Linked DNA regions of Mus musculus: all the other regions are linked to region 1. The links are chromatin loops, found by intact Hi-C in ENCODE. Cell type or tissue: heart. All regions are shown on one strand. Links, peaks and the distances in the headings refer to the core of each region. The heading gives the core; the rest is flanking DNA.

The links. A loop is a pair of places that touch in the nucleus more often than their neighbours do. Peaks named below come from ENCODE experiments on the same cell type or tissue, not always from the same donor. Only the 100,000 strongest peaks of a DNase experiment are listed, where the experiment ranks them.
Region 2: it touches region 1 in a loop (2.0-fold over the local background); 4 of 42 quality-filtered maps call a loop at or near these places.
Region 3: a loop joins it to region 1, with 2.2 times the contacts of the local background. A loop is called at or near these places in 5 of 42 quality-filtered maps.

What each region holds. Positions count from the first base shown.
Region 1 is chr11:59,205,548-59,212,871 of GRCm38, reverse strand. 2310033P09Rik (RIKEN cDNA 2310033P09 gene) reads right to left here and starts at 4,511. Exons shown (of 7, transcript NM_024210.2): 1 at 4,199-4,511; 2 at 4,007-4,052; 3 at 3,821-3,903; 4 at 3,672-3,744; 5 at 3,479-3,564; 6 at 2,768-2,899; 7 at 2,136-2,645. The coding sequence starts at 4,443. The coding sequence ends at 2,528. It overlaps Arf1 (ADP-ribosylation factor 1), which reads left to right. Exons shown (of 5, transcript NM_007476.3): 4 at 1-51; 5 at 177-1,460. The coding sequence ends at 338. It overlaps Mrpl55 (mitochondrial ribosomal protein L55), which reads right to left. Exons shown (of 4, transcript NM_001302336.2): 4 at 6,734-7,223. The coding sequence ends at 7,065. In heart, for the core only: a CTCF peak has its summit at 3,551; DNase peaks (open chromatin) are centred at 1,111, 3,651, 4,151, 4,551 and 1 weaker place; H3K4me3 peaks cover 2,390 bases; H3K27ac peaks cover 1,318 bases.
Region 2 is chr11:58,951,740-58,959,063 of GRCm38, reverse strand. It overlaps H2aw (H2A.W histone), which reads right to left and starts at 4,379. Exons shown (of 1, transcript NM_178218.4): 1 at 3,872-4,379. The coding sequence starts at 4,326. The coding sequence ends at 3,934. It also overlaps the pseudogene H2bu1-ps and a transcript of Trim17 not described here. In heart, for the core only: CTCF peaks have their summits at 3,840 and 4,085; DNase peaks (open chromatin) are centred at 4,073 and 4,483; H3K4me3 peaks cover 4,192 bases; H3K27ac peaks cover 2,628 bases.
Region 3 is chr11:58,968,300-58,975,623 of GRCm38, reverse strand. It overlaps Trim17 (tripartite motif-containing 17), which reads right to left. Exons shown (of 7, transcript NM_031172.3): 4 at 6,907-7,137; 5 at 5,175-5,197; 6 at 4,979-5,082; 7 at 2,549-4,597. The coding sequence ends at 4,047. It also overlaps a transcript of Trim11 not described here. Among named protein-coding and RNA genes, the nearest start is that of Trim11, 6.1 kb to the left of the region's middle. In heart, for the core only: a CTCF peak has its summit at 4,508; no DNase peak of the experiment used is centred there; H3K27ac peaks cover 699 bases.

The DNA.
Region 1 (7,324 bases), core at 704-5,703:
GCTGAAGATGAGCTCCGAGATGCTGTTCTCTTGGTGTTTGCCAACAAGCAGGTAGGCACCAGCAAGGTCCTTCCCTGAAGGAAAACCTGTATCAGGGAAGAAAGAGGAGGGGTGAAAGGCTACCCAGGGTTATTGGCTGTTTGTGGTCCCTGCCACTAATTCTTCCTTTTCCTCAGGACCTCCCCAATGCCATGAATGCGGCCGAAATCACAGACAAGCTGGGGCTGCACTCTCTACGCCACAGGAACTGGTACATTCAGGCCACCTGTGCCACCAGCGGGGACGGGCTCTATGAAGGACTAGATTGGCTGTCTAATCAGCTCCGGAACCAGAAGTGAACCAGACCCCTCCCTCCCCCTCACTTCCTCTTCTCCGCCCTCAGCTTTCCTCTCATGTGGCAAACGTGCGACTCTGTGGTCCTGAGTGCCAGAAGCTGTCTCCATGGGTTGGTCACAGTGTGCATCGCACCGTGCTGTACATGTGCAGACGCAGCCTGCAGCCAGGTTTTTATTTAATGTAAATAGTTTCTGTTTCCACTGAGGCAGTTTCTGGTACTCCTATGCAATATTACTTAGCTTTTTTATTGTAAAAAGAGAATCAACTCAACTGTCAGTACTGAGAAGGGATTTGGGTGTAGGGGCACCTGGCCTCCGGGAGCCATTGGGCTGTAGACTGGTGTCGGTATCCATTTGGTGGTTGGTTTTTAACCCAAACTCAGTGCATTTTTTAAAAATAGTTAAAAATACAGGACAAGAACACTTGAACACACAGAACGGAGACTATGCCTAGTGTAGGTTTTGCAGTTAATGGCCTGAATGCTAGATATCAGATCACCTGTTTCGCTGTGGGAACAGGAGAGAAGGTGATGAACAAACCACCATCCGCTGCATGGTCACAGTAGAGCCCCCGTGACTCGCCTGTCTTTGGGTCACCTGCATTCCATAGCATTGTGCTTGTACTTGTGCTCACACGGTTACCTAGGGTAGGCTGGGAGCCATTGTGGGGTGCAGGGCCTGGCTTGTACTTGGTGTGTGCAAGGCCCAATGGCAGCCTGCATACCCAGCCTACTCTTGGGCCCACTTGGACGCGCTGGCAGGAGGCCTGGGTCTCACCAGCAGGAGTGCGTGCAAGGTGGGAGGGTCGGTCCATTACAGACCCACATCCTGGAGCACCCCCATCTCCATGTGTGAAGTAGCTTCCTCCCTCAGCCTGCAAGGGTCCGATTTGCCATCGAAAGACGACCTCTACTTTTTTCTTTTGTATTTTGATAAACACTGAAGAAGCTGGAGCTGTTAAATTTATCTTGGGGAAATCTCAGAACTGGTTTATTTGGTGTCGTGGAACCTCTTACCGCTTTCAATACACAATTAGTAATCAACTGTTTTGTATACTTGTTTTCAGTTTTCATTTCGACAAGCACTGTAATTATAGCTGTTAGAATAAAGTCTCTTAACTATTTGATGGGCTTGTGTGTCAGTGCCACCACTGCCAGGCTTCTTCCTGAGATTGAGAGCCCTTTTCATGCTATAGGAAACAGGGAAACAGGTGCCCTTTAAGCCCTAGTGTAATCTGGTAAGATCTGGATGTCTTGACGTGCTTCTTTCCTTTCCTTTCTGTGACAGACTGGGGCAGCTGGCCTTGGAGTGCTTATCTCTGGGTAGGTGTGACCACTAGAAGATCCAAAGTTTATCATCCTTCCGAATAGGCCCCTGCCTAAGTGGACTGACCTTCACCCCCTTGAGGTCTTAGATAATTAGTCTTCTCTCATGCTTAGGTGGCTACCTGCAGGGCACAGGTCTTCATAGAAGCAACAGCATGAGTCTCAGGACATTTTGGGGTCTGCCCAGAAGTATGCATTCACAGCACAATAGCTTTTACAATCAGAACTTTCTATACTGTAGCAGCCCTAATTTCTACTGTCTTGCTATTATCTGGCTGTTGAACCTCTTAGGGAGACAGCAGATGCCTTCAGATCACAAAAGTTTGTTCTTCCAACTTCTTGGCCACTTGTATGGTTGTAAGGCAGCCTCAAGGACAGGATTCTGGTCCCTAGACCCAGTTCCCTTAATATATACTGGAAGGGGGCCCCATGCTCCCAGCCTAACCTGTCCTCAGCGAGATAATATACACTCTACTTTTAAAATACATTTACTTAAGTACAAAGTGGGCTGATACACACACAAAAAAGGAGTAATCAGTAACACGCACCCTAACCTCAAGGGCCTGGCCTGTGGCAGCAGAGACAGTCTCCTGGGCAGTTAGATCCTCCTTGGCAGGGGGACAAGGCAAGAGCACTACCCTCTTAGAACCACTAGACTGGTAACCCAGGACCCACTCTATGACCTGGAGTAGTTGCCTCCAAATGGCAAGATAGATCCTAAGATCCAGCAAGCTTGGCTCAGGATCCTGTTGGGGAGCAGCCACCTGCCTTATCCCAGCCACAGAGGGACAGTTAGTTGGGCAGGTAGGGAGTGGGCTGGTAGCTACTTGGCATCCAGGGCTCTGGTGTCCTTTGGTGTAGCCATTCTCAGTCATCAGAGCTTCTGTCTTGTCGTCTGCGGGATGGATTCCTTCCACTGTCCTGGCTATGTTCCCGCTTCCTCTTAGAGCAGGGAGAGAAGTCAGAATGTCTCTGGTGTCTGGGCCTACAAAGACAAGGACAACCAGACACTTAAAGGGTCCCTCACCCTGCCAAGCACCACACCAGGCCTGGCTAGCTTTGCCTCCCATTTCCTTAGTGTCCCAGGTAGAGTTGGGCCTAGCCTACCGGGGAGGAGAGGGAGATGAGGAGCAGCTGTCAGCCTCCCTCTTATGTTCTTTGTCTTTCTTCTTTTTGTGTTTCTTGTGTTTCTTCTTCTTTTTCTTCTTTTCTTTCTTGCTTTTCTTATGGCTCTCTGCACTGCAAGAAACAATACAAAGGATCCGAGCTTGAAGGACTCGTGTCTACTCGACTGTGGGGTAGTCTCACCCAGCAGGGAAAGGCAGACTAGAACAGGATCCATTGTGCACTGATAATATCTACATGTCGGGAGTTCATATTTATAAATGAGCTTATTAGGCTCCATGGCCACAAAGATGAGTGCTGGAATGCTGCCAACCTGGTGAGCCTCCTCTCTCCTTGGAGACAAGTTCTCATTATGCAGCCTTGTCTAGCTTGGAACTCACTATTTTACCTAGGTACAAAGTTGAGATGACACAAAAGTAGAAGTAACCAGACACACGTACCAGCTTGTGAGAACTCTGAGAGATCAGCCTGCTGTCTACCAAATGCTGGGATTAAAGAAAGTTGTGTGCCGCCCACCCCACAAGCACCTCCCACCAAACTGGCCAGTATCATGGTCCTGAGCGTCACCCTGCTGGGTCACCTATGGCAGCTACTGAGACTCCAGCCCAGAGATGGAGGTCCGCCTACTTCAGTCAAACTAAGAGAGCTAAGGCAGTCTGCCCCTTTATGCACAGGGAGGCAGACTCAACTTACTCCGGTTCGACCTTGTCCTCAGCGCGAGGCTTCTTCCTGGGAGCAGTTGGGGCAGTGCTTGGGCCTTCGCTGTCCACACGGTGGTGCTGTATGACATGAGTAGCCGTGGTGAGGAACACCCAGGGAATCCTGCCCCACATCTCAGACACCTCTAAACCCCAGGATCCTGTGCATTGGGCTTGACAGGGTTTACCGTGAACACTGACAGCCCAAGTTTGGCAGCCTCTTTGTCTTCTCGGGATAGCGCCACACGGCCCGCGGAGCCACTGCAGGGGACAGAGCATTTGAGGACAGTTCTCAATCACCGCCCAGGCCTACCCTGGACTCCCCAACTAGCCTAACCTGGCGCTGCCCAAGCCCAGGAGCCGGTCCACGCCCTTCTCCTCGGGGTCTCCTCCTTCCCGTTTGCAGATCTCCACGAAGTCCTGCGAAAGCAGGGTAAGATAGGAGGTTCTAGGCCGAGACAGACGGACCCCCCCACCCCCCCCCAACCACCCCGCGGACCTCGAACCCATATCTCAGACTCACCTCCTTGCTCAGGCCGGTGGGCTGTTTCCTCACGTTCTTGTAACCACTGCGAGCAAAGGTCAGGAATGCTCATCAAGGGTCTGGCCCCTCGGTCCCCTTCTTTCCTGTGCCCCGCCCACATCCAGCCCCGCCCCAGGGCCACCCAGATCCCGCCCTCGGGGCTTGCGGTCGCCCCGCAGACCAGGCACTTACAGTGCGGCCAGCAGCGCCTCACGCTCCGCCTCGCGCACGGCTGCCAGCTCTTCCTCACGGCTCGGGCCGGTACACGGCGCGCGGTCCTTCGCGTACCAGGTGAGGTCGCGGCCCTTCTGCCAGCGGCCTACTGGCGCCATCAGCGAGTTGCCCAAGTAGTTCTCCCTCTGCTTGTCAGTCTTCACGTCCTCCCAATTGAACTGGTCTTGTCCGCCACGCACGCCACCGCGATTGGAGCCGAACATGGCGCTGGAGCCACTGCACAGCCTTCAGTACCCGCGGTCTCTAGTCGGACTTCCCGCAGCACTCCGGACGCACGCCGTGACGTCACTCTCGCGCCCCCGCGCGCGCCTGCGCTCTCGCTAACGTGCCCGTGCGCCTGCGCACTGCGTATCCGAGGGCCTTATCAATCAAGATCCTCTTTCTAAAGGGCGTTCAGGGCTTCTCTGGCGCATCCTTCATCCTAGTGCCACGTGCGCCTGCGCAATAGCTCCTCAAAAAGGCGGCTGTGCTATCCCACCTGATAACTCTCGTGTGAAGGAATCTCGGTGGAAGGGGACACTACAAAACCTTAGTGACACCAGGAGGGGCCGGCCCCTTGCTTTCTGGAAAGCCAAGAATGCTAACTCCAAAGGTCCCGGGTCACTGTTGAAACTAAGTTAAATAATGGCAAACCTTCACGGAACAGAGGGACAGATAAAGTCACCAAAGAAACATGGATTCACTCTTCCATGCTCTGGGTGACAGAATATGCGTATGTGACATGAAAGCCAAAGCATCCCTAAACCAGAGCGATCTGTGTTCTCTGCAGGTGAAGCTTTACTGGGCAATTTACTGAGGCTGCGCCTCAAAATGAACAGAAACTGAGCTACATCTTAATGACAGATCACTTGCTTAACATGATGGTCTTGGGTTTCATCCCTAGTCTGAAAAAATACCCATCCTGGAACTCTCTAGCATCCCAAATAGACCAAGACAGCCTCATTTTTATGTCTTCATCCTGAACACGTTGAGTACCTGCCACAGCTTGTGAGGCTCTTGGTATGAGCCCTGAGGTCATGGCCTGGCTTTAGAGGACACAGTTGGGACAGATTCCTCAGAACAAGATCATACTCGGGATGAATGGATGGTCCCAAGGGGAGCTGCACAATAAAGTGGAAACGTATCCTTTATTTGCCTGATGTAATTGTCATTTCTGAAGCTTACCGCCTCTGTCTGCTAACCCAGGCCTTGTCCTGGAAGCTTCTAGCCTCCATACAATCTTATCTTGGCCTAGAATGTTTTCAACCTCTGAGACCTATTGCTGAATAAGCTCACCCTTTAATGCTCTTCTGAACTCTATCTAGCTGGGTGGTCAACTCAGCTATTCTGGCTCAGACTCCTCCACACTGAATGATTCAAATTGGCTTCTTCCAGCTTCCCCCGAATTGCTCTGCTTGGCCTCATACGACCTTTGGTATTATGTTCTAATCTCTGGCTCATTTTCTGGCTCGTTCTGTCTTCACCTGGCTAGTTTGTTCTTTCTCTGCAACCTGTCTCTGTACAATGGTCCCAGTAAACTGCCCTCTCCTATTCTTTCCCCTAAGTCACTTCTTTCCTCTCTGTTCTCATGAGAGATAGGCATATCCTATTCTGTCAAATCTCCCTGAGTCACTGGAAATCACTTTCAAACATGGGTGCTTCTTTCTAACTAAGTTTACCTTCATTGGGATTAAAGGTGTGTACTAAGGCTGAGGCACACAATTAGAAATGTTTTTTTCCAGTAAACAACAAAATCTGCAACAATAAGGGAGCATCGGTCAGTCATGTGGGCCACAGCAAAAGAAGAGCATACTAGCCGTCTCCTAGGAAAGGTCTCCAGAAAGCCAGGGAGCAGCTTCTGGGCCTTCACCTTTAACCAGGCCAGGTATGCTTAGGACACGGAAGGTCGAGCTGCATGGTCAGATCACAGAATGCATACTAGGTGACGCTAAGGAGGAGGTGGACTATGGGTCTGGGAGGTCACGGGACAAATGTCTAGAACGGTTCTAAGGCCTGTGCATCCTTGTATAATCACCTATTCTAGTGACACCCAGAATGTCAAGTAATGGAGTAACACGATGAAGGGTTGGATAATCCCAGGCCTGCTTTTGAGGTTAGCTATTCTGTGTGCTCCTTCGTCTGGAGGAAGCCAGTGGGATTTTATACCAACATCAGGAGTACAAAGGTTCAGGCAGCTACTCATAGATTTGGTTTACATAGTCACTTATTCTGCAGAATGGAGTACACCAGGGGTTCAAGACACACTGCCTGGCCACACTCCTGGGTTCCCAAGGGCAGGGAAGTGTTTCTCCCCCGGTTGTCTTTTAGGAAAGGCCCTATTAAGGGTGGAGGTGAGAAGGATGAGTGCAGGGTGTATGTGATCCAGGAGTTTACCTTGGGGGTTTCTAATAGTAGGCAAGTAGAGCTGTTAGTTGCTGGTACTTCCTGTCCACTGTCCAAATACTTCTCAACCAGCTTTATAGCAGTGTTTAAAACCCAGAGGTCTGAAGCTGTGTATGATGGCAGATACCTTTAATCCCAGCTCTCAGGAGGTCAGGCCTGGTTTACATATTGAGTTCTAGACTGACCAGGGTGAGACCATGTCTCAAAAAATCAAAACCCAAACAAAGAGTCAACCCCAAAAGTCTGACCTAAATGGGCCCTAAAGCAAAGCTTTTAATCTGGCTTTGACTTGGCACATACTTCTCAGAAATGATGAGTTCCAGGACTGGGCTTCCACGCAAAAGAAGACAATGACAGGTGGTTATGGTTTCAAGAACGTATGGTAAATAGATAGATGCCCTCCATCCTTACAAAATGTCCCTGGTGGAACTCCCTGACAGACTTATTTCTTGGTCTTGGTCCAAAACTGTTTATATCGTTCAGTGTCAAAACTGTCCACTACCTCTGGCTCTTCTTCCCTCTTCTGCTGGAGCTGAGCCTCCCGTTTTCGGAACCGGGCCCTGCGCTCTTCTGGAGACAGGGCATCCAGGTCTAGGGGCATCTGCATGGGGAGAGAGAGCGGTTATGTACACACCATTGGGGAGTCAGAGAATGACAGAGAAAGACACCTGTACCTCTTTACCCGTCTCTTTATCCTTCTAT
Region 2 (7,324 bases), core at 1,622-6,621, 250 kb after region 1:
TCAAATGTATGGCTATCTCACTTCTTTATGTGTATTTTTTTTTTTTTTTTGGTCGTAGCAGCTCAAGACTAAAACAGGTATATTTTGTCCGTTTTTTGAGATGAATCATGGGTGTGTGTTGGAACTGTTTAGAGAGGGAGGAAAACTTCATGTGACCCAGATGCCAGTGGGGACAACAGGCTGCCTTTAGCAGGTGGGGATATCCCTCAGGTGCTATCATGCAGTTTGGGGAGAGTTACGGATTTGTGGAAACGGTGGTTTTGGTGCTATCACAAGAAAAGAGGGCCGTTCACGGTCATCAGCCAAACCTGGGATGTGCAGCAAGGAGGCCTGAGACCCCTGCCTACTACACATCCATCCCGCTTTGCCATTCATATTAGGAAATTAGCTGTCTACACAGCCTGAGTCCAACTGGCCTGGCAGTTGTTCTGAACCCCAGAATTTAGCTTGAGGGACAGAATGGAAAGTGCAGCCTCTGTGGTCCTTGAAGCACCCCATTAGCCTACTGGAGACGCTTTCATGACTTTCCAGCTGACCCCCACTGATTTCCCAGTTGACCTCTCCCGGCTCTTCAACTTTCTTGAGTTATCTCTACTGAATGTGCATCGAGCTTCATGACAATGATTTTTGGTCAGCCTAGTACAACTATTTACCCTATAGTTACATTGCATTGTTTACAAGGAGTTATGGTGGCATACTAAAACACTGAGGGCATTTGTATGTTATAAGCAGATGTTATGGCTTTGTATATAAGGATCCTGGGTACCCATAGATTTTGGTGCCTGCCCAGGCTCGGGGGTCGGTCAGAGATGAGAACCAATCTCCTATGATGCCAAAAGACACTGAAATGTCCTCTAGGTTCATCCATGTGACAACAAATGTAATTTTGGGTTCTTTTTTTTTTTTTTAAAGCTTATGTAATATTTATCTGTGTATATACTGCATTTTGGATCTGCTCCTTCACAGACACTGAGGTTAGTCCCATGTTTAGCTATCTTAGCTAGCGACAGTATCCACAATGAGCATGTCAGTACATATGTCTCTTCCACATACTGATCTCATTTCGTCTGGAGAGATGCCCAGGAGTAGGGGAGCTGGACTGCATATTAGGTATATTTTGAATTTTGTTGAGGTGGGAGATTACTGGACATGTGGGTGAGCCCACAAGAAATAGCCCCACAGAGCAGAGACTAAGGTGGGAAGCAGGGCTGGAGGAAAGACCCACACCCAGAAGAGGAACACGGGATGCTGCGGAGACAGGCAGAGAGCTCCCACACACTGCAAACACTGTTCCGAGATATTTCCGAGGTTGGCTCAAGCTGCATCCTTCTGGAACCCTGTCTCTTGCCTTCAGCAGTGCACAGGAACACATGCAGAGTGGCTGAAATGACTCTAATACAGGCATGTGCTCAGAGACACAGTGGGCCAGGGAAAGACCTCCATACCTCCACACAACACCCATGCAGGCTGAACCTGGCAAGGCTATCTGCCAAGGCCTGCTCAGAGCTGCAGCAGAGTGAGGATCAGGTCCCCTCCTGCCTCTCCACATGGTCTCTCATGATGGCAGCTGTGGTACGAGGAGTTTCACCTTTTACCTGAGGTGGGTCAGTTTTACTCTAGAAAGGAAACACTGGACCAAATTTTTGTCCTCTTTCTGTCCTTAGGGCTTCCAGGCTTCCTTCATCCACCCTGCCCCTGACCCCCTTGTGAGTGGTGAGTGTGCACTGCACACCTCTGCATATATGAATGTGAGTGCAGGCACTCATGCTCTCATACATTAAGGTCTGAGGACAATCTCAGGTGTTGGTCTCAAATTCCAACCTTTTGCCAGGGTCTCTTGTTAGTCGCTGTTTATGCCATAGCAGCTGGCCTGCGAGCTTTCAGGGATTTTCCGGTCTTCCCTGGCAGCACTGGAATTAGTTAAAGTGCTAACCTGGCCCTGCATTACATGGGTTCTGGATCTGCTCAGGTCTTCATGCGAGCACACTGAGCGCATTTCTTAAGCCTTCTTCCTGGACCACATCTGGAAGGTCCATGCTTACTCTCTCCCCTCCTTCAGCTCCTGTATCTTTTGCCCGTTCTGGACATGAAGGTTCAGTCATCTTGTCCAGTCCCTTCACTGACTAATGCTCCGTCACAAGAACAGACAGTTTTGTGCTGTTCCTCAGCTGATGAATATTTGGGTTTCCTCTACCTTTTAGGTTTCATGACTGATAACTGTTCCTCCGCCTGTGTAGCTTATGTTATACACGTACTCTTATTTTATTGGGCATATACCTAGGAATGGATCATGGAGTGCTTGAATCCAGTGAACATTCTCTTTTCACATTGGTACTTCCCATCTGGAAATGATAATCCAGATGACCAGATCCTAGATCACAGCTGCTATGATTGGAACTTCCTTTAATTTTGTAGACACACTCAGAATCTGTGCTCTCTAGTTATTCACTAGCCACATATGACAGGGCAACTTATGAGCTGCGTCTTTACATTACATTTTACCTAAATGGAAATTAAATATTCCTTTTGGGTAGTGGTTGTGCATTTGACAGCAGCCTTAGAAGAGATGAGAAACTACCCTAGTACACCTCCCTCCACGATGCCTCTATAACACCATTAAATAAATGCTAACATAACCCAATTCCTAAAAAGTTTAACCTCCACTCAAGCGTTTGAGCAGCTACAATGACCTATGAACACATACAAACTAAAACTAGAACTAGAGATTCTAACTAAAAGAACATAAAGATCTCTGGAGGTCCAACCCTCTGGCTTTGTTTTACTGAGACCACCCATTTGCAGATGTATAATCTATACGCAGTCTATTGATCACTCTGTTAAGACTCACCGTTAAGGAAAATTGCTTATCCTTAGACAAATGGCTTTAAGACGTTGGTATTTTATGAGCAGCTCTGTAGTTACAGACGGTGTCTGAGGAGCCCAGGCTTGAACAGATCCAGTTTCAGTACAGTCTATATAAATTATATAATAAACATTATATAACTGTCTTCGTGGCCTGTATTGTTAAATTTTAAATAGTGTACAGCAGTTAACAGGGAAGAGGCCCAATTCTGTGCCATTTAAAACGATTTAAAGGTAACTCATTTAACCCCCTCCTCTCCCTTTCCCAACCACGCTCCTGATTTACCTGTAACTCAACCATTCGTCATGCTGCTTAAAGAAGTCACAATCATCTATAAAAGCATGTCCTTAGTATGATGCTGCTTTAAACTTTATGACAAAGGACACTGCTGTACTCTCACACCTAGTTTAACCAGAACCTGACAAATCACTTTGCTCCCCAAGGTTAAGCTACTTAAGTGGATCCGATTAACCAGTTCCAAAGGCCTGCAGGACCACCATGCTCATCTGTAATCCTACCACTAAGCAGGCTGAAGCAGCCTAGAGACCGGCTCCCCACCCCCACAAAGGAAACCAGCAAAACTCCAAAGTTGTAAATCGCCTTGTAACAGAACATTTATATAAACAAGTAGATTTGAAATACCAAGTCTCCCCTCAGAAACCTTTGAAAACCCCGTCCTAACTGGAAGACTTGAACATGTCAATTTAACCCAGTTTCAATAGAAACACTAGCATCTAAACCAGAACCTTATACTAATTTCTATTATTAAGTATCCCCTTAATGTCCAAACACGAACGTTAACTGCAACCTTGTGTCTGACACGGAGTGGTGGGGAGAAACTCGAACGCCTCCAACGGCCCGCAGGCCACCCGCAGATGAAGCCGTTGGTCTCCCTTGAGCTCCCCAAGCGCCGCACAGGGATGCAGGAATGCACGGAAGGAGTCAGGAGAACTGGCCTGGCCAGTAACTGGCGACAGGCTCAGTGTACAGCGCTTTCTAATGAGGTTGTGGGTGGCTCTGAAAAGAGCCTTTGGTGTCTGTAAAAGTCGCACTAACGACCGGTAGGGGCCTCACTTGCCCTTGGCCTTGTGGTGGCTCTCGGTCTTCTTGGGCAGTAGCACGGCCTGGATGTTGGGCAGGACGCCGCCCTGCGCGATGGTCACGCGGCCCAGCAGCTTGTTGAGCTCCTCGTCGTTGCGGATGGCCAACTGCAGGTGGCGCGGGATGATTCGCGTCTTCTTATTGTCGCGGGCCGCATTACCAGCCAATTCCAGGATCTCAGCAGTCAGATATTCTAGCACAGCCGCCAGGTACACCGGGGCACCAGCGCCGACCCGCTCCGAATAATTACCCTTACGGAGAAGGCGGTGCACACGGCCCACTGGAAACTGCAGGCCGGCACGGGAAGAACGAGACTTCGCTTTTGCACGAGCTTTGCCGCCCTGCTTGCCACGACCAGACATCTTCCACTGATAACCAAAAGTACGCAAAAACAGAAAAGAAACCTAGCGAAAACGAATTCGTAAGCGCCAGCAAGCTCTTATATATGATCAGGAGGGAGGCTAGACTGCACCTTCCTATTGGATGCCAACAAGAACCAATCAGAAAAGAACGCGGAGCCTTCCTAATTTGCATATGCCTTACCCCGCGATGACGTAATGTAAAATTGTATTCAATCAAAGGGAGTGATGCCTGATCCTTCATTTGAATGCAAGGCATACAAATATTCTTGCTACAGGGGCGTCCGCGTTTCCGTAGTACAACTAGACATTATGCCTGATCCATCCAAATCAGCTCCAGCCCCCAAGAAAGGCTCCAAAAAGGCGGTCACCAAGGCGCAGAAAAAGGATGGCAAGAAACGCAAACGGGGCCGCAAGGAGAGCTACTCCATCTACGTGTACAAGGTGCTGAAGCAGGTGCATCCGGACACCGGCATCTCGTCTAAGGCCATGGGCATCATGAACTCGTTCGTCAATGACATCTTCGAGCGCATCGCCAGCGAGGCCTCCCGCCTGGCGCATTACAACAAGCGCTCGACCATCACGTCCCGCGAGGTGCAGACAGCCGTGCGCCTGCTGCTGCCCGGGGAGCTGGCCAAGCATGCTGTGTCCGAGGGCACCAAGGCAGTCACCAAATACACCAGCTCCAAGTGAGGCGCGGCGAGGGTGCCCTCAATTCAAAGGCTCTTTTCAGAGCCACCCATACAGTCGTTAAAAGGGTCTTGAACACAGTGCGGGCCACTGACGATTGCCACGCGCCCGAGGCGTTCCCTGACACTGGGTGCGGCCAAGTCCGATTTTTGAGCGAGAAATGTGGGGGTATGGCTGCTTTGCCCTTCCTAAGCGTAGAGTGTGAACGACAGCTGCAGGAGCAGGCAAGGGGCGTGAGTCCTCTCCCCAAGCCTGAAGTTTCGGTGGGCGAGGTCACAGTGAGGTGGTATTCTGGATGTGGGCCCCCTTGGTGGCCTCTGAATCTGTGTTCCCTTTAGCACCCTTTCCATCCTTTTCTGGAATAGAGAGGCGTCTTTAGCCCCTGAAAACTATTCTGACATTATATCATGTCAATAAACCCTGCACTAGCAGTATGCTGGAAACGGGGCGGGGGGAGGGGCGGCACACCGCAAAGCCTGTGTGCAGGAGCTAGGATGTAATTAGCCTGAGCTGCCAGCAAGCAGTTTCAGTGGTTAGGGGATGGGAGGTGGGAAAGAGTTCCGTTGTTTTGAGCAAGAGTTGTTCCCCTAAAGCTGCATAATTTTCTGTGAAGCATTAGTAAAAGAATAATCCACACTCAGCATTTATTTGGAGAACGTCATTAAAAATTTTTTTATTAGATATTTTCTTTATTTACATTTCAAATCCTATCTCCCTTTCTGGTTTCCCCTCCGAAAACACCCTATTTCCTCCTCCTTCCCCTGCTCACCAACCCACCCACTCCTGCCTGCTTCCTGGCCCTGGCATTCCCCTACACTGGGGAGAATGTCATTTTTATGGAGAACGTTTGGGCAGGGAATTTTACCTGTGGAAAGATCACCACTTTCCTTGGTTTGGCTTTTATTTATGAAAAGAGGATTCGTGATAATTATTTGAGTTGTTACGAGACATATTGAGAATCCTATAGTCACCAGCAGGGAATACTACGTACATTTTATTTTTTTACCAAGTTGTCAAAGGGAGCCCCTCTCATCTGGACTCAGGCATTTGACATTTGGCATTTGAGGGGAGGCTATCTCTGCTTGAACTTCCTACAGTAGCTGTGCCACCTTCTGCTTTCCAGCTTGGTCCACAGAAAAGGGTTTTTGATAGCATCATGTGTTTTAAAGTTAGCATCTGAAGCATTTTTATCTGAAGTTCAAGTAACTGCAAAGATACAAATGACAAACCAGGAATTTTTTTAAAAATCATTTTTTTAAAACCATTCTTGAAAATACCTATTGCTTCATCAATTTAATACAAGTCAGGTCAAAATAATTCTTAAAAAGATATTTCATATTATTCTCTTTGAAAATATCTCTCTTATTTTCCTTCTGCCAACAACAGTTACATGTATATTACATTTAACTATTTGCTGCTTCCAGAATTGTCTATTGAAATTTAAACATGCCAACTAAATTATCTCGGTATTTTTTTTTAAAAAAAAAGGACACAGGGACGGTGGAGAATCGGTTAAGACATGAACCATTTAGTTTTAGTAAAACTAGTCTTTCACTTAGGTTTGATGGGAGGAGGTATACTGGCTGGTTTTGTGTCAACAACACAGGCTGGGGTTATCACAGAGAAAGGAGCTTCAGTTGAGGAAATGCCTCCATGAGATCCAACTGTAAGGCATTTTCTCAATTAGTGATCAAGGGGGAAAGGCCCTTGTGGATGGGACCATCTCTGGGCTGGTAGTCTTAGGTTATATAAGAGAGCATGCTGAGAAAGCCAGGGGAAGCAAGCCAGTAAGGAACATCCCTCCATGGCCTCTGCATCAGCTCCTGCTCCCTGACCTGCTTGAGTTCCAGTCCTGACTTCTTTCAGTGATGAACAGCAGTTTGGAAATGTAAGCGGAATAAACTCTTTCTTCCCTACTTGCTTCTTGGTCATGATGTTTGTGCAGGAAGAGAAACCCTAACTAAATCAGGAGGGGTTAGCTGGAGACTCAAACCTCAGACCTCTAGGCTTAGCCAAGGTTCTCCACTGAGATGCAGCTCAGTCCCTTTTGTCCGACTGCCCGGATTATTATTTCAAATTCATTCCTGGGCACAGACAGTCAGTGTGTGGCGTATAAACGACTTTCCTTTGATCTCTCTTAAGAAGACAGAAATAAACAGATAGAACAAGAAATAATAGATAGAAATAAGGGCATCTTGTCATGCTTGCCTTATCCAATACATTTGCTCCTTAGCTATGATGGAAAACGTGAACTCTGATCCACCATCAGAAGCGAGGCCTGTCAACAGGTCTTTCACATTCTGTCTCTGTC
Region 3 (7,324 bases), core at 1,622-6,621, 240 kb after region 1:
TGTGCAGTGTAGAAGGTGTAGAAGGGATGGAAGTAAGGCTCATGAATGTAGGCCATCCAAAGATACTCAAGGCAATTCCTTAATGTCAGTTGGAAAACAAAGAGGCTTTGCTCCGGGCTCTACAAAAACCAACATGAGCCATTCATTTCCTGTCCACCAAGGAAAGAGTATTCTGAAAAACATTCTAGCCTGGTAAAACATTCTAGCCTGGTAGGCTTAAATCTAAGCCTGATAGGACAAGCAACTGTTCAAAACTTAAGTAAGCCATTTACTATAGAGCTGCTCTTATGGATAAAACAAGAGATTCTAAAGATACCCAAAATCAGATATTATAACAAACTACTATAAATGATAAGAGGCCAAAATTAAAATCACAGTTGGGTAGAGGAGCTCAAAGGATTAATGGACACAAAACCAGAGGTTACTTTAATAGAAAAAAGTCTTAAAAGGTTTTAAGAAAAATCAGAATTGTCAGATGTTTTAATTACGATAAATAAGGTCAAAAGGATTATAGGTAAAGTGTTCCTAGAAACAATGTTTTTCTAGAGATGATTAAAAAAAAGGCTCAGCCTTCTGAAATACACAAAAAATGTGGCAAAGGCTAACAGGACTAACGATGGTAGCTCAGCGAGAGACAGACAGGGTATCCCCTTGTTGGGGAACACTTGGGACCTGCCATTCCATCCCTTCATACAGCTTGGATGGAAGTTTATATCACAGTTGGTCAGAGAATCCAAACCAACGTATAAAGACAGACAGATGTCTTTCATTTCTTCAAAGAGCAAAGACTCATCTTTCACTGATTTGTGTGCACTTCACACTTTATGTTAAAGTGGAAATGTTGATTACCTTTGAAAAACCACCAGAAAAGCAGCCCTGACAAGATCCACCTTGAGGACGCTGAGATGCTGAGGCACAGTGAGAGGACTGAGACAGGCTGACTCCATGACAGGCTTCAAACTGGCAGTTCAGGAGACCAGGCCTAGATCTCTGTTTCTCAGAACTGGGCAAAAGTCAGTTACTGGAAAATCCTCTAAGCCTCGGGCAGCCAATCAGAAAGTGCCCCACCCTCAGTTGCTGCCCCCCACCTGGCCTGAGGCAAGGGCAATGGTCAGTAACAGTTTCCAGGCTTCCCCAGCAACAGTTTCCAGGTTTCCCCAGTAACAGTCAACACCCCCCCCCGCCCCCCCTCCACACAGCCCCCAGCCCCAAGTGGTGGTTCTGGAATGTCCCCAGATATAGAGCCAGTGAATTAAGATAAGGTTACCCACCCCTCCCTGGAATTCCCCCTAATGTGCTTAAATAGGGCCTGTGAGCTCTCTTGGGCATCTCCATCTTGATAAACAGTAGACCCCAGCATGCGGGACTTCTGCAGAATAAAACACTCTGCTTTTGCATTTATTTGAGTCTGGGTTATCATTCTTCGGCGATTCATGGACCCTTACAGTATTTATTCCGGCATCTTGCCTGGTCCTACCTCAGACTCCCTCAAAAGTCTGCATCCAGGATAGCTTCAAAGAGAGCTACTTCACCCCAGTTGGTCAGCATCACAGACTGTTGAAGCCCTGAACTTTCGGCACATAGAGACAGGACAGCGACTGCTACAGCTTTCTTAGGATTTGACCATCTTCCCAGTCTTCTTGGTCCCCAAAAGGAAACTGCCCCAAATCAGCAGATGGCAATTTTAAGAAAGCGACCCCCCATTCCCAAAGGCAGGGTGATTGTTTTGGTAGTTGGATAAGTTATGGGTGTTTGCCATTTAAGGGATGTGGCTACAAGTTGTAATGGTCTTGGATCAGGGAGGAAACGATAACGGTTAGACTCAGAGTTTTCTCTTTCTTTCCTCGATCCTTTCTCACCGTTCTAGTGTTGAGGAAAAAGGGGGTGGGAGGATAGAGGAGTAATGGGAAAAAAGGGTGGAGTATTAAGTTCTACTTTTAGACCAAAGAGTATCAGCAAGCCAAAAATCTTACATTGGTATATATCTTTGTTTTTTTTTTTTTATTTACTTTATATGTGTGAGTACACTGTAGCTGTACAGATGGTTGTGAGCCTTCATGTGGTTGTTGGGAATTTTTAGGACCTCTGCTCACTCCTGTCAACCTTGCTCACTCAGTCCCTGCTCACTCTGGCCTAAAGATTTATTATTATACATAAGTACAGTGACTTCAGACGCACCAGAAGAGGGTGTCAGATCTCATTATGGGTGGTTGTGAGCCACCATGTGGTTGCTGGGATTTGAACTCAGGACCTTTGGAAGAGCAGTCAGTGCTTTTACCCACTGAGCCATCTCTCCAGCCCTTTATCTTTGTATTTTAATGCAAAATTGAGGTTATATTTTGCTGCAACATACTATGTTTTCAACTCTTATTTGCTACTGCAAATAATATTTGTACCTAGGTGATTATTAAAAATGAAGTATTAAGTTCCCATTCTCTTAAAAGCCACTATTACAAACAGCTTAGGATAATTAATACATGTTAATAGTCAATCAAATGTATGGTCTTATAGATACCAGTTTAGTTATTTTCAAAATAAGTTTTATTTAGCCTCCAGTAGATGTTTTCAAGACTAATAATCAAATAGTGACTAACTAGAAACAGACAATTCAGTTATAGATGGTTTTTGGAAACATCAGAGATCTACAGAATATGACATTTAAAGATGTTTTATTATTAAAAGGCTTTTTGGCAACAGGACCCGTTTTTCTACTTCAAAGAAAGTTGAGCATCAAAGAATCTCCCTATGGAGTTTGTTTCAAATGTGGCCACTGCCACTGTGCAAGAAACTGTCCGTGCTTCAAATGCTGACTGAATGCTGTCCGGAATGGACAAACTGGGATGCAGGGAACTCAACTGCCAAGCTTTGCAAGAACAAGATAGCTAAGTCCTTCATCATTCCTGCTGCACAGAAAAGTCTGTCAGTTATACGGTGCCAGAGGGCTGAAGACTGAAGTTCCACCATTATACAGGAATTCTGAGGGACTGTCAAAGCAGCTAACTTGTCATGTCTATAGTTTTGGAACATATGGGCTGAGCACTACAATGGTTATTGTATATAGTTTATTTTGTAAGAAAAGGAGCCTTTTCTTGGACTAAAAGGGGGAAATGTAGAGAGAAACTCTTGTTCACTGTGTAAAAGCATTCACCTGTCAATAAAAGGCTTATTGGCCAATGAGCTGAGGCAGGAAATTAGATGGGACATCAGACAGAGCAGGAGGGGGATGCTGGGATAGAGACAGGTGGAAGATTGACCCCCGAATGCTGATATGTACAGCAGCAAAACCTGAGGACCAGGTTATCAACCATGTGGCAGACCTTAGAGTAACGGGAAGATTAGCTTATGAGCTAGTTAGGGAACAGCCAAGGTTTATGGCCTAGGTATCTAAATATATCTGAGTCTCAGAGTTATCCTGGGAGCAGGGGCTGTGAGGATAGACACAAGCATGCACAAGTGCGTAACTCCAGGGCTCAGAAAAGGATGCAGAGTACTACTGATGGGCAGGATGACCTCAAGGACATGGAAAACCCTGAGAGTGGTGACCAAGGGAGTCGGTGGTTTCCCTCTGCACTTTTACTCTGTGTTCATAGCCCGCAGCACCTGTTGTTGCTCAGAGCCTCCAGTGCCACCCTCATGTCTGTGGTTGACTGACCCCAATGGGAGACAAGATACATGTCACACCATGGGCACAGAAGGGTCACAGTGGAAACATGTGCTATGCCAGTTCACCATCTCACTTGAGTCCTGGCATGCTAGTAACTTTTAACAGGAATGGGAAGTGGGAGGGGTTCTTGGGGAAGGGTGTTAGAAAAGAATTGAGTCCACTCTGAGATAAGCAGGACCCTTTCCAAAGTTCCCCCATTTAGCATCTTATCTGTAGTCGGTCTCACTTGAGCATTTGAATCTTGACTGTATTTCAGTTACCCTGCCAGCACAGGTATTAACTCTTAGTGCCCCAGGGAAGCCTGGGTAGGTGGCCACGGTGGTGAAGCACCCTGCCTTCTGGGGAACTGTGGCACACCCAGTGTCTGCCCGGCTTCAAGCCTCTATCCCTTCACCCACATGGTCACTGTGGAGATGACCATCTGGCCTGACTTGGGAGCCCCCAAGCAGAAGAATGGCAGCAGCGGCCCAGGGAAGGCAGCCTGGGAAAAGCTGTGTAAGTGGGACCCATCGTTCACGCTGTAGAAGGACACCTCTCCAGCCTGGAAGTCCAGGAAGATCCCCATGTGGCTGGGAGGCTCTGTGAGAGTGACTAGAGTGGAATTGGGTAACAGGGACAGCTGTTTTTTCCCCTTGGACAGCTGCACTACCCAGAAGCCGTTTTCTGGGGACTTAAGCACTCTGTCCTTCCGACTCACGTTGTCCCTGCACACCCCCAAGGCCCAGAGTGCATCCCCGGTGAGATTCATGCCCACTTCCCAGTAGTGCCTTCCAGAGGAAAAGCTCTTCTGCCCCACAGCGCACGGGTAGGCCACGAACCGGTCCTTGCTGTAGGGGGCGCTGCCCTCGGGCGGTGGGCTCAAGTACCGCCTCTGGCGACTCTCGTAGAGGAGGAGATAGGGGTATGCTGAGCTGGGGTCCGGCATCACATCCTCTGCAGAGGGTCCAGGTAGACAGAGAAGAGTAGGGGTCATTCAAGGTGAATGAGCCAGAACCCTCAAGATGGGCGGGGTGTGACAGACACAGTGGCTAAATGGCTCTTTTCCATATCCACCCAAAAGCCTCCCCTCCACCAGTTCCAACCGGTTGGGGTTACCCAAGGGTTCTACACTACAAATCCCCGTGGATATTGATGATGGTGAGTCACCAGGGCTAAATGGGGGCAAACTTATTTCAGCAGTCAGGCTTAGAAAGATGGTGAGTACAGTTTGAGACACTAATTTCTAGTTGGAAGCGCTGGTCCTGTGTGGCATCCGGGTAAGGCAGAGCAGTGCCCAGACAACTGGGGTCCTTGGAGACCCGGGTCTCCACTTACCTTGGAAGCTTTTGAGCACCTCTATCTGTCCTGGAACTCTGCACAAGGTCTTGATAGCCGCGGGGAGGACCACCTCTGGGTACTGCACGCTGAAGCTCTCCTTCCTCCAGGGAATACAGACTCATGTCCCCTCTGCCTCTCCGTGTGCTCTGCCCTCCCCCACGTCCCCCACTACCTCTATTGAGGGTGACAGTACCTGTTCAAGGTGTCCTTCACATCCTGTAAGCAACAGAGAGGAGAGTTCAGAGCTGGTCCTGCTTGTTGGTGTCAAAGCTACCTCTGTTGCCCGCTACTTTGGGACATGTCCTCAGCTGGACAGTCCCTTGTCAGATAACAACTTTGTACTCTTCCTGGAAGCTTCCCTTTCACTCCTGCTTGGCAGACCCTAAGCATTTCCCTCAGTCCACGGTCGCAAGCCTGAGGTCTGGTCAGCGGAGAGGAGGCCAAGTCCTGGGAACCATGATCAGCACTTAAGGTAGTGGAGACAGAGGGCAGAACCCCTGCTAAGCAAGCACTATCACTGAGCCACACCACCCTGCTCTTTCCCCACGCCTCCTCCCTAGAATCCAGTAAACCCCGAGTCAGAAGTCCTTCACATACCGTGCTTTTGTGTATGTGTGTGTGTTGTGATACTGTTTATGCGTCTGGCACAGAGAATGCTAACACAATAGAACAGAGCCATCTCTAACAGTGAACCATGGCGAGCTTGTGCTCACAAATCATTAAGCAACCTTGGCCCTTGAGTCTCACAGAGCTTCACTTAAAGGAGGCTGGGCCCCTCCCTGCTAAGCAAGCACTCTACTGCTGGCTGATCAAGCGTCTCTGAGGCAACAGAACTCGGCTAGCCTCACTGCTCCTGTGAATGTTCCTCATGCACACCTGCAGAGCACCTCACAGTAGCTTTGATAGCCAAGACAGTCACTGCTGATAACACGAAGCATAGAGATATTGAACAAAGGGATGCCTCCCTCCCAGCCCAGGTGGATTTTATCATATTCCTCAGAATAGCATGCAGTTTAAAACTTGATGACTGTTTACGTCTGGATTTTCTCCTTTGATATTTTCAGGTTGAGCAAAAATGAAGCCATCTGGGGATTAAGCTGTGGATAAGGAGGGAGCAGTTTCCTCCTCTGCAGACCTCTGGTAGCTGCTGATGCAGTTAGGGTGTCAGGGAGCACAGTGGGCGTGGATGGCGGAGGGGCTGGGGGTGACAGCCTAGGGTCCCTGGAGATTTTCTAGAAGCCAGAATCTACAGAAGCACCCCTGGCCTAGAAAACTACAATGGCCCACCTGCCTTGGCTAGCTATGTTAGGTTCCCAGCAACATCAGGTTGGAGTTTAATTCCTAGTGTCACGGTATTGAGCAGAGTGTGGGAGGGCCCTTAAGAGTTAATTAGGCCACAGGTCCTCCATGGTGAACGGAGACGAGAAAGGGTGTTGAAGTCAGTCTACCCTTGTTCACTCTGGCAGGTGTTGGCGGGCTGTTACGTCATGTCATGTCATGAGCAGAAGTGGAGCCGTGGGCGGTAGCATGCTCTTGGACTTCCAGAACCCTGGGCCAAAACCGCTTTTTAAGAAAGTATTTGTTGTCTCTCCCTTTGTGTGTGTGTGTGTGTGTGTGTGTGTGTGTGTGTGTGTGTGTGTGTATACTGTGGACAATGTGGACTGTTTGCTGTGAGGCACCGTGTAGCGCTGGGACAAGACAGGCTAGTGACCTTCAAATATCAGCCCAGCCTCATCCTTTCTGTCAGGCTGTGTTTGTTTTGCAAGCCCCTGGGCTGAGTGCACATCTTCAGGCCACACCCCTCCTCGTGGTGTACCCATGGGTGCACGTGTTCAGGCCACACCCCACCTCCTGGTGTACCCACGGGTTTGTGGCAACACAGAAAATCCCAAAGACAGGAGCGCCTCAGCAACCTCTGGCCTCACCTGCAGCATCTGGAGGGGCTCCTGCTGGCTCCGCTCCTCCAGCTGCAACAGGATCAGGTCCAGGGAGCGGCTTTGGTGGTCCAGGGAGGCCTTGCTGTCCTGCAGCTTCCCTAAGGTGTCCTCTTCCTCCTTCTTCAGGACCTGGAGGATCCTCCGTTCTTCTTCCACCAGAAACAAGACCACCTTCTGAAACTCCTCCAGGATGCGTTCTCTCCGCTCTTTCACTCTCTCCTGTCGAAATGGAATGGGGGAACCCCAAACTGGCTATGAGATGGATTCAGAAAGGAGGGATTTCCTTCAGGGTTGCCACACAGCAATTCTGGGACAACCGGTGACCTAGAATTCTTAGGAAAAGTTGGGGAAGCCAGACTTTTGACCAAGACTCTCCACACCATCCCTATTGCACCCTAACAGGCCT